2 separate regions of the Mus musculus genome follow, and region 2 is linked to region 1. Evidence: chromatin loops called from intact Hi-C (ENCODE). Cell type or tissue: left cerebral cortex. All regions are shown on one strand.

Region 1 (8,000 bases):
ATCAATAACAGTGGCTCGGAATGGCAGTGGGACATACTAATTAATTTTTTATAAAATTGAGCCATAGATTACTTGAAGTCAATAAATGCTACACAGATAACTATTTTCGATGGAGTTGCTGGAGCCGTGGAAGCCTAGAAGAGCTGTGATGGTTAACTTCTTTGTCAGCTTACAGGATTGAGAATCGCCCAAGAGAAACCTCTCTACTGGGATCTACGACAAGCTTCTACAGAGCTTAAACCAAGGACAAAAGAACTACCCTGCGGCAAGTGGCTCCAGGTTAGAGTCCCAGAGTAAATATAAATGGAAAAAGAAAAGAAACAAGAGGGGGGGGGGGAGAAAAGAAAGCTGAATACCAGAACACATCTCTCCTGTTTTCTGTCTCTGAGTGCAACATGATCAGCTAGCTGTCTTATGCCCTCTGCACCATGAGAGATCGTACCCTCAAACAACGATTTCCTAAGTTGCTTTTGTCTGTTATTTTATTATAGCAACAAGAAAAGTATCAAACACCAGTTCTTTATTTAAAAGTCCCGATGTAATTTATTCTACTAGCTTTTTTTTAAATTAAGATACTCTTACAAAACAAACAAACAAACAAACTGTACCAGGGGCTGGAGAGACGGCTTCATGGATGAGAGTATATACTACTTTTTCAAAGGACCCAGGTTCAATTCCCAGCACCCACATCCAGCAACTCACAACTGCCTGTGTTGCCAGTTCTAGGGATCTAGTGCTCTCTTTAGGGCATCTGAGACAGCTACACGTGCACACATGTCACACAGCACACCCACATATAAAGGAATAAGTAAGTCATTAGAAAATACTCAACCAAATTTACTATGATGGAGCAGATCCCTCATTTTAAATGAATTCGTTTTTGTGAACTCATTCGTTTCTAATTTATAATCAAAAGAGACTATATATACAGTTGAGAGAGGTTAACCTCTGTAGAATAATATATAAATACACACTTGCTTCCAAAACTTCACACACAGGGAGTGCTATCTATGCATTAACTAATAAAGATCGTCTTTGAAACACGTGTGAGTTCTCATTGGATGATTGCAGATCCTGATCTGAGCAATTTGGAAATGGAAATGAATCTCTAGTGTGTCGTTTGGTAAAGGGAGCTTGGGAAAGAGACTGAATCAGTGATTTCTCCTCGTTCACTCTTCCTGTGTGAAATGAGGATGGTAATTGCACTTGTCCCCAGAGAGTGTGAATGTTGCCCTTCTAAATCCCTGGCAATCTTGTGTAGGTAACTGCAGGATTCTGATGCTCTGGAAACCACTTTGTGCAGCCCTAATTCAAGAAGCTGCAAAGTGGGATGGAGACAAGAGACATACTTCTTCCTTAGAAAAAATGAAAGCCTTCCTAACTCAAAAAGTTCGCAATGTGTTTTTCTTCGTTAGGGTTTTACTGCTGTGACCAAGGCACCTTTTATAAGGACAACATTTAATTGGGGCTGACTCATGGGTTCAGAGGTTCAGTCCATTATCATCAAGGTGGGAACATGGCAGCATCCAGGCAGGCATGGCGCTGGAGGAGCTGAGAGTTCTACATCTTCATATGAAGGCTGCTAGCAGAATATTGGCTTCCAGGAAGTTAGAAGTAAGGTATTAAAGCCCACAACCACAGTGACACACCTATTCCAGCAAGGCCACACCTCCTAATAATGCCACCAACCTGGGCAGAGCATATTCAAACAATCACAGTCTCTCAAACTATGTGGAAAATATTGCAGAGTTTTCTTTATAAGATTCCAGTCATTTCCTGTTACCTGAAGCTTGCTCACACCGGAGCCAGAGCATGGCGTACCTGCTCAGTGGGCGTTCTCTTCTTGGTGCTTATTCTTTGACTTGATTGCTGTGTGTGTGACATATGTGCATATACATGATCATGTGTGTGCATGAGCACACATGGAGAGCCCAGAGTTTGATAGTGGGTGCTTTCCTCAATTGCTCTGCACCTCATTTTTGAGTCAGGATCTTTCACTGAACCTGGATGTCCCTGATTGAGCCTGGTCCCCAAGTCCCACTGATCGCTCCATCTCCACACCCCCAGATCTGAAATAGCAGATGTGGCTTCAACATCTGGCTTTGTAAGTGGTCCCTTTCTAGGGATCCCAATCCAGGTCCTCTTGTGTGTGCAGCAAGCACTGCATCAACTAAGCCCCACAGAATGCATTTTTTTAAGAGCAAAAAATAGATACAATAACTTCCTATATCTAATTTAGAAGATCATTGTGGGATTCAATGAGGTAAGTCATTGTGGTGGTTAATCTTGTCAGCTTTACAGGACTTGGTGTGTCTTAGGGAAAGGTGTTCCCAGAGAGGCTTATCTGAGGAGGGGAGGCTCTTGCTGCCCTTGGGCAGTGCCATAGCATGGACTGGGATATTGGAATAAAAAGGACTAAACACCTCTCATCCATCCCGACTGTCAATGCCGTGTGACCGACTTCCTCACGCTGCTGCCTTCTGCGCCATGGTAGACTGGACCCTCAAAGCATGGCTCGAACCAAAGCCTTCATTCCCTGAGTCGCTGCTGTTGCCAAACATTTTGTCACAGCAATGAGAAAAGTCACTAGTACAGCCTGGTGGTGAAATCCAGACCTTTATAAGTTCTCAAACCAACGAACCTCTCACCGTCCTCTAAATCCAGCCAAGTTGGATCCTGCATCCTTATTCTCAAAGTACCTTTCCAAGCTGAAGACTGAGTTTAATATCTCCTACACATCCTCCTCTGCAACGTATTAACATTCCTTTCTCCTTTACTCAACTCCCTATTCCCACCCCTTTGCTCCTAATGAGCCGTTTTTATCCAGCCAACTTCACACTACCTGAGTGAATGTGTGTATGTTTAATATCACTCGTGCCTGTTCTTCCCCATTAGAGAAAACAAATGAACTTGTCAGACAAATAACTGTTTGGTTTAGAGTTCAGTGGACTTGGCTCAGAAGTCCTGAGTGTCACATCTGGACTGGTTATTTGTTTCCACACTGTCTATCCCCATTTCCGGGTTGCTTGTTTAATAAGTTAAAATTCAAGGCCAACAAAACCCTTGTCAGATTTATCTGCAGCTTGTTCCAGGCAATATTCGAGTCCTCCCCACCCCACCCCACTCCCCCACACAATCTCCCCTCCCACTCCCTCCCCCAGTGCCCAGTGGGTGAACCCGAACCATAGTGGATACGCCTTGGAAATTCCAAGTTAAAAGCATTTTCACCTGATTCTCAGGCAGACCCACACGCCAGTAGCTGCTCTGGGGTCTCTGTCCTCGTAAGTGGCAAGGAAGAACAGGGTGTGGGAGGCTTGCAGCCCTGGAATAGTCTTGGACCCTATTGGAATAGGGATTCCCCATCCTCCAGACCTTCTGAATGTGCGTAGGCAAGTGTTGTATTACCATACAACCAGCACATTCTCTTGGGGAGCTTTGGGCAAGGCTATTTACAACCTACATACCTGGGCCCCACCTCTCAGAGTCTCCTGTGTTTACTTTGGAGTCCAGCCAGGACAAAGGGCTCCTACAAGCTCCTCAAGTTCTTACTCTGCATCAGATCAAAGTGAAAGGTGTCCTGCAAATTGCAGTCCTTGAAGGTTAAGCAACCATCTGGGTTAAACTTGACCTTTGCAGGCTGTCCTGGGACCCTAAGGCAGTTCCCCATAGACTGCTTCTTAAGGGACAATGGGCTAAGGAGACAACCTCAGTCACAGAGTTTTTGGTCACCAGCCCTGATTTTGCGAAGCTCCAGCTCCTTGCCCTGCAGCTGGCAGCCACATTAGCCTCGCAGCAACCCCCCCCCCGACCCCGCCCCACCCTTCTCGCTCCGCCCAACCCCGCCCGTTGGCACCGCCCCCGTGACGTGCCGCAGCAGTCGCGAACATGCGCACTGAGTCCCGCGCGCTGCTCCGCCTCGGCGCTGTCATTCTCCGCGGCGCGGCGGCCAGTGCGGACTGCGGTTCCCGCCCGGCGCGCGGGTGCTGTGACTGCTCCTCCGGGGCGGACTGGTGACTCTGCAGCGCTCTGGAGCCTCTCGTGCGGGGACTCCGTGGTGTCGCATTCCCTCAGAGAGGGAGACACGCACCCGGAGCTCCGAGCACAGCTCTCAAGGGCTGGCGGCCACGACGGCGTTTGCTCGGGTTCCCGGTGCAGTCCGAGTCTCTGCGGCCGCCCGGTGCGCCCGGGAGAGCGCACCTCCCCCGGCACGGCAGAACCGAGGCGACGAGGATCAGGAGGGTCCTGCGCCCGCTACCACTGCCCACCGCGGGCCAGCCCGGCTGCGAGCAGCGGAGTTGCAGCGCTTTTTAGAGCTCTGGAGCCCCAGAAGACCTCTGCGAACCAGTAAGTTGACTGTAGTTTCTGAAGTTTCGGGCAGCGTGGGAAGGACAGGTTCGTTTTATTCCTGTGGTTCCAGGCCGAGGTTTTACCTCCCGTTAGCGGGGCTGCGGCTGGAGGAAGGCGTACTGGACTGTAAAGGATGGGGCATGGCATTCGAAGACTCAAGGCTGGAGTCTAGGGCTGGCTCCTGCCTCTCCCGAATGTGCCAGCTGGAAATGTGCTAGGGGAGACAGGTGCTCCGAGGGCATTTGGCCCGCCGCTAAATTGCACATTCTGAGCTCCTTGATTTTGCGCCGCGTGGGGTCAGGGACGTCAGCCACCTCCATCCTAGGAAGCTCTGCCTACATCCCCTCCATCCCCTCGGAGGACTGGCACAGAGATGAGAAGCTGAGACATTGCTGCTCGGGCCTGCAGGCTTTCTGCACATCCCACTTCACTCTTCCCTTAGGCAGAAGTTGCCAACCTCCCATAATTGGAGCCTAGCCCTTTAGGGAAAAACAACTTATGTGTCAAATGAGTGTTTTGTGCTCCAAGGCATAGAAAATGAGAAAAGTGCTCTATGCGTTTTAATTCATATGCTTTAAGAATGTGGGCAAGTCTCAAAGAAACAGGATTCCGAGGATGGCTGAGTTGTCCTGCATCTCTTATGTAAGCCTCCTGGCTGGGTACCTTTGCATCTGCAGGGGCTGCATCTGGGCCTCTACTCACTCCATTTTTTTTTTCAAGTCCAGCTTGAGCCGTATTTAATAAAAACGTTGACATGATATAGTGGTTCGTAGTCAGAAACAGGGCAGTCTTTAAATTAGACTGTCTTCTCCTAATAGGGAGCATGGGAGGAAGAACTTGGTGTATTTTTTTCAAGGCAGTTCAAGGAATTAGATACATAAATCATGCTTTAAAATACCATACATTGTACAGAGAGCATGCACAGAACCCTCTTTAGAACACATCCCCTTTTGTTTTAGTAAAAGTGGAGATTTGCTCATACCAGACAATTGTTGAGTCTGAAAGTGAAGTGCACTGATGGCCTTAATTATCTTAATAAACAAAGAGCATGATTTATAGGTAGCTACAGTGGCCTACTTTGAAGGGTAGAAATCTTTAACCTTTCATTCTCAGCTGCCCCTAGAGATTCCTTTTAAGCAGAGCAATGGATTAATGCCATTGATGTTTAATACTTGAGTTGATTAAATTTGTAAAAGGAATTCTTTGAAATACCATACAGCCCTGCTGTGTGACTGATAGGCAGTGACTGTTATAAAGAAAGATAATATTTAGAGTACCAGCTTTGCATTAACCAAACAGCTCATATTGCAGCTGCCCTGTGATACACATGTATCCATAGATGGAAAGAAATATGCACACAGAAAAATATATACATGCATATGGATTTGAAATAAAAACTCAGGGATGTGAGTCAATGTGAGATTTATTTAGGTGACCTTTAGAAAGAGGCATGTATGGGTTAGAGTGCTTCAGTGGATATAACAAGATGAACTAACTAGTTATAGGCACCTGGTTTAAGCATAGTTATTATTTTAAGGATTCTAAGAAAAAAGAAAGATTATTTTAACGTTGAAAAGCTAGTTATCACATTGTAGTTTATAGGAGCATTGAGTGCTGACCCCTAGAAGAAATTTTGTCCAAGTGTGGGCTTTCAAGAGACCAGGCTGTTGGCACTATTGCTGGCTTTGAATCTGAGCAATACCGGAATTCTGTGCCCGGCGTCTCCATCTGTAAAATAGGTGGGTGTAATTGCAGTACCTTCCTGGTTGGGTTGTGCGAGGCTTAAGTGGAATCCTGATGAGAAGGTATTGAGCTGGTGTCAAGTATCGTAGGCTGACTTTGGGGAAAAAGTTTCATGCTGTGAAAGGAAATTTGTCTTGGGATAAGCTGTAGACATTAAACAGCTGTTGCTGGAGGTCAGTAGAAGCAGTGCACATGTGTAATAGGAGAGAGGATATAAACACCCTGGCCACATGTTAATATTGGATTTACTGTCTCCAGCAGTGCCTCCCTGAAGGCCTTCTATGGAGATGGCTTTGTCTTGATGTTAGAGAGGAAGAAACTGAGGCCGAGAGAGATCAAGTAGTAGAAATTAGAGCTGGCATCTTAAACATGCCTGTTGGAATCTTGTTCTTTGACCCTGCTGCCTCAACTTGCAAGCAATGTGGGTGGGTTATCCTTTCTCCACGGGAAGTTTATGTTTAAAGTTTCAAGTATGCAAAGTGCTAAATAGCACTCCTTCTTCGAGACTGGAAGCTATTATCATCAACTTCTCTGTTATTAAATGCCAGGCCCTGGTTGCAAACCCCGTTTAGTGCTATTGTGAGAAAGATAACAGGGTGTTTTGCCTTCAGCTGAAACTGGATTCTGTTACTTCTTTCTTCCCTGTTTATACATTCGTAGAACCAAAGAGAAAAGTTGGGTAACTTGATACTTTGTATTGGTGGTTGATGCTCGCTATTCTGCCTCCCTGCAGCCTGTGTCTTTGCTGTCTGTGGTCCACATGGACACAAGCAGCAATAATCAGCCAGCATTGTCTCTGAGCATAGCCCAGTGTCCAAGGAAGAACTCCACTCAGGCAGAGAGATGGGGCCTTGTGCTTATCTTGAACTCAGTGTTCTGAAGTGGAAATCATTTATCCATCACATCTATGGGCACACTTCCTTTAGTCTTAGGTTTAAAGCCATAGGAAGCAGTTGTTGGCGGATTCCATACGAGCTATTTTGGTTTAAAATCTCCATGGACTGTTGAGTTTCTCTTCTGAGTTCTAGGGTGTGGGGTGATTGAGTGGCCATGGTACTTTGGGCTTTCTTAGGTATTCTGGTCTTTATCTTTTAGATACTGAAATCAATTGCTATAGAAAGCTCCTAGGCAGCTGACTCACCCCAGGTGAGTGAATGTTTACTGAAACCCTCCTAGCTGATATCCTTACCACTAAAAGTACTCTAAGATGGATGCTCACTGCTACCTGGCTGATGCTCTGGATCTCTCTCCCCTCCTAACCCCCCCCCTCTCTGTGTGTGTGTGTGTGTGTGTGTATGTGTGTGTGTGTATGTATGTATGTGCGTGCCATGTATCTGTCTCTCCAAAGCTGCTCAACAGTGAGTTTCCAGTAGTGAGCTTCTGAGAGCCTTTGGAGGCACAACGCCACAACTGCAGTATGCCAAAAAGAACTCCTGCCACCAACCGAGTTCTCTCTACTGATATTTCATCCTTCCTTTTCAAACAATACATACACACTTTGCCTCAGTAGCTAGATTCCAGCTGTTCCCTGTTCTGGATTTTCTGATCAAATGTCTCCCTGGAACATGGCTATAACTAGAGCTAACCCTGTGAAAATAATTTCCATATGGATGTTTTATTTCCTATTTGTGTTGTTATAGTGGATTTTCTGTTGTCACTTTTAAATCTACAAGAAATCCTTCCCCCCCTCAAAACACACACATCCGTTTTCTTTTGCTCTCAGAAGACTGATGTACAACTACAGACATCCTACCCTTCATTCACCCAATCTTATATGATTTCTGAAGCTAAGCAGGCTTGGGCCTGCTTAGTCCATGGATGGGAGACGGCTCAGGCATATAGTCTGCACATTAATTGTAATATGGATATAAGTGAGTAAAGACCATTTACTCTTCCTTAATCGCATTACT
Region 2 (8,000 bases), 120 kb after region 1:
CCAGTAGGACCAAGCCAAGGAGCTACTTCCTGACCAGTAGGGGCAGGCTCTGGAATGTCATAACTTCAGGACATCCCAGGCTGAGCACACACTGAAATGGCTCCCGCTCAAGCCTGCCATCTGTAGGGTTTCCAAAGAACAAGCAAAGAGCTTCGGACCCCATCCGGCAGGAGTGTCTGCGTTGGTTTACAGGAATCCCTGGTTTACATTGAATCCCTGGGCTTTGCCCTGTTCTGGCGTGTTTCTTAGAGGCTGTTGGATAGCTCATGAATACGTGCCTAGGCTAAGGATGGGCTTTCTTTTTCTTTGTTTCATGATTTCTGGAGAGACACGTTTTTCACTACGTAGCCCAAGCTGAACCCTAATTGCCAGTTTTCCTGCTTCAGCCTACTAGGCTAGAATTACAAGTATGTGCCTGTAATGAGTCATAAAGTATAATGCCATGGAGCACTGAGGACAAGTCAGCATACACCATAGATCATGGCCTGATGCTCTGGAAGGAGTGTGGGGTTGCTTCCTGCCACTACATGCTGGCCACAAAGACTGCCTGTGATTTGTTTTTTCCCTTACGGCATCTGTTTAACTGGTTGGGCTCACTAATACTTCCCATGACACTTTCTGAGACACTCAGACAGTCCTTAAGAACCACCAGTGCAGCTTTTGTGCCTATATACACAGTTCTGAATTGTTGGCTCTGACTCTGAGAAACACAGCCATACTCATAAGACAGGAGAAGCTAGAAGCTGGGAAGGACTCTAAAATGACAACATTTCTCAAAAGGGGAAACTGAGGAAGGCCTGGGGAGCAGCTCAGTGGGAGTGCATAGAGCAGAGGCTGCACACAGCACAGAGTGTCTACTCCCTGAACGTCTCTCAGTCATTGGACAGACACAACAGCCTTGTAGTTAAGTGCTGTGGGAAGAGTGAACGCTTAGACTTCTGGTCACATGCTCTTCAAGCAAGGTGATGGCCAGGTTTCAGCACCAGGGAACTGGCCACAAATCCTCCAGCTCTCTATCTTGTGTATTGTATGGATGCATCATCTGTCAATTTAAAGGCCTATGGCCTATAGGAAAGGGTAGAATAGAAGGAGAGACATCTGGGAGGCAGAAAGAGTTCTAGGAAAGAACCAGGCATGAGAGATTCACCTGGAAAGCTGTGACAAGATGAATGTGTGGGACCTGAGCACAGGTAAGCAGCCAATTGGCAGAGTGTTGATTAAAATAAATGGGATGTTTTAACTTATATCTAGCCAGAAAAGACTCCAGCTATATGGTCAAGGTCTCTGTAGATATATTTGGAGTCTGAGTCTTATTTCTGGGAGCATGGGAATGGGTGGGAGAACAGGACCCAACTAATACAGATGACAAAGGTTCTACTGACAAAACTCAAGTATCTTATGACATGAGCTGAGGTGAAGGTCATGGGTTACCCTCCAGACAGCACCTTGAAATGCAGCCCCTGCACAATGGCTGAACTAGACCCTTCAAGTCATCAGTGAGTAGCTAAGATTACAGGCCTGTGCAAGCAAGCCAGGCCAGAAGGGTGCGGGTGCGTTTTCAACACACTCCCTGGAAGTGATGTTCAGGACTGCTGTGTCAGACACTGTGCTGCACAAGCCATGCTCCATCCTTCGTCTCCTGCACCGTGGGGATGGATTGCTGTGGCACAGAGAGGCTATTACAGACAGTCTGCTGCCATCTCTGGTCTTAAGTTTTGCTTCTCCAGTCCTGAGGGTTGAGCATTTTTGGATATACAGTGGTATCAGTGATGCAACAGAGGGCACTAAGAATTACCCCTGTCCTCATGCATGTGTGCTGCATGTGCCTGTAGCTGCAGAGGCTCCAGGTCAACAGCAGATGTTATCCTCTTACAGCCCACCTTACTTCTGAGGCAGGGTCTCTCGCTGAGGTTGGAGCTTACCATTTGTGCTATACCCACTGGCGGCAGAGCGAACTCTCATGTCGTTTTACTCCCAGCACTGATCAAGGCTGGATTTTGTGTCCATGCCAGGGGTCCAAACCCAGTTCTCACGCTTGTGCATCAAGCACTTTACTGACTGAGCCATCTCTTAGCCACAGATCTGAGCTTTGGAAGTACTGTGAGCTATAAGAGGAGGATTTGGCTGGGAGACATTTATGAGGAAGAGTTCACTTTTCAAATAAAGAAGCAGAAGTTTGTTTTTGTTGTCTTGTTATTACTCTGAAAACAAAGGCTGAGTCAGCGAACCTCAGAAGCCAAATAAAGTGGGTGTGAAGCAATGCTCAGTTGAGTGTGACGGGAGCTAGCACTGGGCTCAGGAAGCGTCTGCAGGTGAATACCACATGCATCACAGCCGAGCTGCTGCAAAGTGCCCTGACTCCCACAGACGACAGCCAGGGATCGATGCCCCAGGAGAATGAGCGGTGGACAAACTGGGCGTCATCCCAGAGGATGATGGCTGTAGCTCCCTCACCTTCACAGTCTGCCATCCTGCATGGGGGATATGAGGCCAGCTCTGGATGGCCTCTGAGAGTACTGAGGGCTGGTGGAGTAGGAAGCCCTTCTCTGACAAGGCCATTAACACAAAGGCCCACAGGATTAAATAAAACATAAACTAGATGGGCTGGAAAGGTGGCTCTGTGGCTAAGAGTACACAGTGCCTCAGAGTTCAGCCATGCACCTATACCAGGTGTCCCACAACTTCCTGCAATGCCAGTCTAGGATGTCTGACACCCCTGGCCTCCATGACACAAACCCACACATAGACGCATTATTAAATATAAATCTGCTATTAATCACAAGGTAAGAGGCTGATGATATTGACTCATCTATGGTTCTGGTGGATTTCTCTGAAGACTGGAGTCCCAGCTGGTGTATAGCCTCCTCCTCGGGTTCTGGGAGCCTGGGTAAAGGAAGGTGATTGGTGCTGTCTGTGCACAGAGAGACACAGAGGATCAGTTTGCTGTGTCCCAGTGGCCTGGCAAGCAAACCTGTATCACTCCTGCTCCTCATAGAAAGCCAGCCTGAAAGCTGAGAAAAGCAACTTCTTGCTCGAGGCCTCCTCAGAAATCCTGACGCTCTGCCACCTTGGAACACTTCCTTCTGAAGATGCATTCTGAATGCCCACTGTGGGACACACAGAGAGACCCATGGAAGAGACACTGAAGTGCTCAATTTTGAGTAATGGTAGACAGAAAAATTCCTTCTAAGATGGGGCCGTAACTAAATTTGGAGGGAGAAAGGGTTGTAAGAAGAGGGGACCTGTTCCAGAAGCCTGGAAGCTGAGCGCTAAAGGACAGGACAGTGTCAGAGGAGACGGTAGATGAGGCTGTCAGTGTGTAGAACTCTCAAGGGAGGGGGACAGGGAGTGGTCGTGTGTGAGAGTTAACGGGGAGACTGCTGGCTCTGAGACTCATGCTCAAGTGGTAGTGGTATGGCTGTCCCCAGAACGATCCACTTTGCTGGTTCCAGAGTGAGGGTCTGGCCCCAGGACACCCTGGGCTCCTTCGGCTTCTCTCCCTTGCCATGTAAGCCACCCCTGCATCTGAGAGTGCCCTTGCTAGTCTTCCCGGAAGCATCCTGACCAGAACCTAGTTTTCAGATTATGAAGATGCTGAGGTTTTTAAGGGAAAAGAGATGACTTCATCCCTGCCCTCAGAGTCCTTTTCCGCCAGGTCAAATAAGCAAGCATGCAGCAAAAAAGGAAGGATCCCCAAATCCAATTGCATGCTTGCTGAGATGTCCCTCATGGCCTGAGGCAAGCAAAGCCTCTTCCTCTGCCACCCTCTGATCACAGGCTACGTCACCTTGACCCAGATGCTCAGTGAATCCCAGCTCTGTCTGGAGTATGTGCAGCACAGGCTGCTAGAAATAACAAACCTTCTCTCTTCTCTTGTCCTCCTCTTCTCCTCACCCCCCCCCCCGCCACCCCCAAATCCACACTAAATCAAAATGAGGAAAAGCACTTAAAGAAGACGTTCCCCTCCCTGCCTAGCACTAGCTGGTGCTGGTGCTGGTGCTAGTGCCGGTGCCGGTGCCGGTGCGGGTGTGGGTGCCAGTGCAGGTGCCGGTGCCAGTGCGGGTGCGGGTGCAGGTGCTGGTGGTCATAGTCATCGTCATCATCATCGTGATATCTTACCACAGTGACAGAAGTGAAGTTAGGACAGAGGGCATGAAAGGGCTGTCCTGGGGTTCATCCCCTGGCCCACACATCCATCATTTTACATAGGGCAGGGATTTACCAGAGAATTTTGCTCCTCCTGACTGTTAACTTGTCTGGTTGGTTCATTTGTAACCCATACACAGTTTGCATACCTGGTACTGACAGCAGGAGCCATTCCCATGGGGCTGGCAACTCTGCCCTCCCTGGTCCCTTAGGAGAGGGGTCATAAACCAAGATGGTTTCTGTCATCCTTAATTACAGGTCCACAGGACAGCTGTGAAGCCATAATAACTATCATTACTGACCTGAACCTGCTTCAAAGGGGCTGCAAGTGTTCGCCTCCCTAGATAATCTAATCTGCGGGCCACCCCAGCCCTGTGAAGTGTTATTATAGGGCAGGCTGTGATCTGAGCACCTACCTGCTTAGAGCGTCTGCTAGAAAAGTGAACAGCTGCCCTGCTCTGCCCCTTTTGTTCTTCTTGCTGGTATTTGCTTTCCGTCCTCTTGGAATTGATTTGGGTGGCTGATAGTCCAAGCTAATGAAGAATTAAACACCAAACATGACCAACCACAATTATTCAGGACCTCTCCATGCTGCTCAGGCCTGTTCACTGGGACTGAAACTAGGGTTAGGCTGCCACCTTGTGGCTTAAAATACCTGCTTTAAAGATAAAAGGCCAATAGTTTTTACTAATGATTGAAATCATTTACTGATCAGTGAAATCATCAAATCTGTATATTTGACAGGATGATAATAGATTGTGGAGTTTTCAGCACAAAATATCTATCTATCTTGCTAATCCCAACACTCTGCAGGCAGGGGTGGTAGAAACAGGAGTTCAAGGCCCTCCTTGGCTATTTAGCCAATTCAAGACCAGCACATGGTACATAAAAAAAGTAAGTAGCAGAATGAATTTCAGCACAAGTTTATAACCTGAAGTACCCACCTGAGTCAAGGAGTTGTGTGCCCGAGTCATCAGAATTGCCATGCTTAAGAGGGGCGGGAAACTCCACTGCCCCTTTTCAGGACTGCAATGTATTTTTATTCATGACTGTCTGCAACTTGATTGGAATCAGCCAGTGTATCCAATAATGAAGCACACTATAAAGCAAAAAGACCTTGTGCACAACTGTTCACTGCTCTCTAGCTGTGTTAACACTACCACCTTCTGGAGCTCAGCTTGGTGTGATCCACAGGTGTCATAGTGTCACTTGAGGTCAGTAACGGTCAGCGGGACTCCTTTGCCCTGAGTCAGATCATCTCAGGGGTGAGCTAGAAACCCAGGACAATGGAAGCGCCCAGGAATCTACAAGAACAACCCTAGTAAAGACTCCTAGTAGTGGGAGAGATGGCCTGGAACAATAGTCTCCTATAACCAGACAAGACAAGTGGAGGGATTGAGACATAACCCAGCCACAAAGCCTTCGACTTACAATTTGTCCTGCCTACAAGATGCGCTGGAGTGGCACAGAGAAATTGTGGAAGTGTCCAACCTGTGACTGGTCCAGCCTGAGATCCATGCAATGACAGGAAGCCTAACCCTGGCACTGCCCAGAGGGCCAGGAACCAGAAGCTAGATAGCCAGAGACTTAGGATAGAACCAAACATTACAGGTCCCCTCACAAAAATCAAGTCAGTGAAATGATTCCTGAATCTCATAGACAGGAGCCCGGCATAATCGCCATCAGAAAGGCTTCGGCAGCAGCTGGTGGAAGCATGCAGAGACCCACAGTCAAACACTAGGTGGGGCTCTAGAAATCCTGTGGAAGGGGGTACGGAAGGATTGTGGGAGCCAGAGGAGTCATGGGCATCATAAGAAAATCCACAGAATTGATTAACCTGGACTCATCAGGGCTCACAGAGCATGAACTGACAATCAGAAAGCCTGCATGGGTCTGACCTAGGCCCTCTGCATTTATGTTATGGTTGTGTAGCTTGATGTTCTTGTGGGACTCCTTGCAGTGGGGGCAGGGGCTGCCTCTGATCTTTTACCTCCTTGTGGGGCCCTTTCCTCCTGCTGGGTCAACTCATCCAGCCTTGATAGGAGGGTTTATCATAGTATGACTGCGACTTTCATATGGATGTTTAGTTCATACCAGATTGCAGGCCTGACCTTGTCTGAAGGGAAAAGGAGGAGTGGATGGGGAGGGGGAAGGGAAGGGAGAAGAGCTAGGAGGACAGGAAGGAGAGGAAAGTGGTCAAGGTGGAGAGAGGAATAAATTTTTAAAGATTTTTTATTAAAAAAATATTTATATATGCAGTCCCAAAATCGGCTGCTCTTTGTTTTTAGTAAGGTTGTTTGTTTGTTTGTTTGTTTGTTTGTTTGTGACAGGATCTATCTTTGTAGTCCTAGCTGTCATGGGACTCACTCTGTAGACCAGGCTGGCCTCAAACTCACAGAGATCCATAGATTACCTATGCCATAGATTACCTATGCCTCCCAAGTGCTGAGACTAAAGGCATGTGCCACCATGACTGACCTACAAAATCAGTTATTCACGACGAGTCTTTTCCAGAAATGTAACATGCACCCTACGTAAGGACCACACTCCCATCCCTGCCAAGAAGGCGAAGAGCACAAAAGTCACACCATACACATGAATGGGAGTGCGTTCACACAGGGAGGGTACATTGCATCGCCACCTACTGGGCAAGCAGTGTATCTACACAAGTGGGCAGGAAGTTGTAAAGAAGCTGGGTTGTAAAGGAGCCTGGGAAAATTCAAGGCAGTATCCACGTGAGGTGTTGGTGGCAGAATTATGGAGGCAGATCCAGAAAGAGGTGGAGAAAAAAGAGTGTAAGATCTCTAGAACAGGAATAGTCCACTCTGGAGGTGAGAGGTGTGACTGTACACATACCCTGATGCCACGCTCCTCTGGAGACCGTTTTGTCTCCTGTCTCTCCTCCGCCCCTGCTGTAGCCTCAGTCCTCCAGTCAAGTAGCAGTGGGGCACTGGGGTGGAAGCCGTCTGTGGCTGAGCCTGAGGTTTTACCCTGGCTCCCCGAAGTGAACCAGACAATTACTCTTCTCATTATGAGATTTTTGTACAGGGCAAGAGCTGGGGAGGATTTCTTTCAGTGGCTTTTCATGAAGTTCTAATTGAAGGGGGTAAGCTGTAAGTTCCATCTTTTATTCAGTAGCTCTGAGTGTCCCCCTTTCATCCTCCCTCCCTGGACTGTCATGCTAGGCTGGTACCCCCCACACTTCACCTATTCCAGCAGCCGCCTCCTGTTAAGAGAACAAGAAAGAGGAAAGATGAGACGCGTTCAGAAGTGGAGGGAGCCCTGGAGAGCCCTGCGTGCAGGCTCCTGGTGCACCCGCTGCTCTGCCCCGAGCAATTCCACAGCAGCTATCATCTACAAAGTTTGCTCTTTATAAATCACATTGATTAATCAGGGTGTGGATGAAGAAACAAAACTGTGTGTGTACAAGAGATGGATCCTTTGTCTGTGTTTCTGAAAGTGTTTCATGATTTGCAGCTACACAAAATTATATCAGAGGTCACTGTGACTTAAATGCTCTCCCATGTGTATTTTAGAAACCTGTCACTGCGGGCACGGTTTAAAGTGAATTGTTCTTTGTCTCCTGAAATGTGGTGGTTACTTACCCATGCAGAAGCAATTTGTCTGTGTGTCACACTGACCCTGTTGTGTTTGCAGACATAATATATAACCAGGGGAAGTTCCATATTACCCAAGAAACCCCAAAGCATTATAGCGTTAGAGGGGTATCCATGCGCACTGGCAGACAGGGCGGTCGGGTCTCCTCGGCTGTACTCTACCTCGGCTATGGGCTTCCTTGAATTTGCAGGTAGATGTTTAATAGAGCATTCTGCCTCTGTTGCAGTGGCTTCGAC

The links. Peaks named below come from ENCODE experiments on the same cell type or tissue, not always from the same donor. Only the 100,000 strongest peaks of a DNase experiment are listed, where the experiment ranks them.
Region 2: a loop joins it to region 1, with 4 times the contacts of the local background. A loop is called at or near these places in 19 of 42 quality-filtered maps.

What each region holds. Positions count from the first base shown.
Region 1 is chr3:9,829,555-9,837,554 of GRCm38, reverse strand. It overlaps Pag1 (phosphoprotein associated with glycosphingolipid microdomains 1), which reads left to right and starts at 3,876. Exons shown (of 9, transcript NM_001195031.1): 1 at 3,876-4,344. In left cerebral cortex, no CTCF peak of the experiment used is centred here; DNase peaks (open chromatin) are centred at 3,919 and 4,731; H3K4me3 peaks cover 2,658 bases; H3K27ac peaks cover 2,159 bases.
Region 2 is chr3:9,707,897-9,715,896 of GRCm38, reverse strand. All of the region lies in intron 3 of Pag1 (phosphoprotein associated with glycosphingolipid microdomains 1), which reads left to right. Among named protein-coding and RNA genes, the nearest start is that of Gm33169, 49 kb to the right of the region's middle. In left cerebral cortex, CTCF peaks have their summits at 66, 4,792 (motif pointing left), 5,887 and 6,793 (motif pointing left); DNase peaks (open chromatin) are centred at 4,778 and 6,849.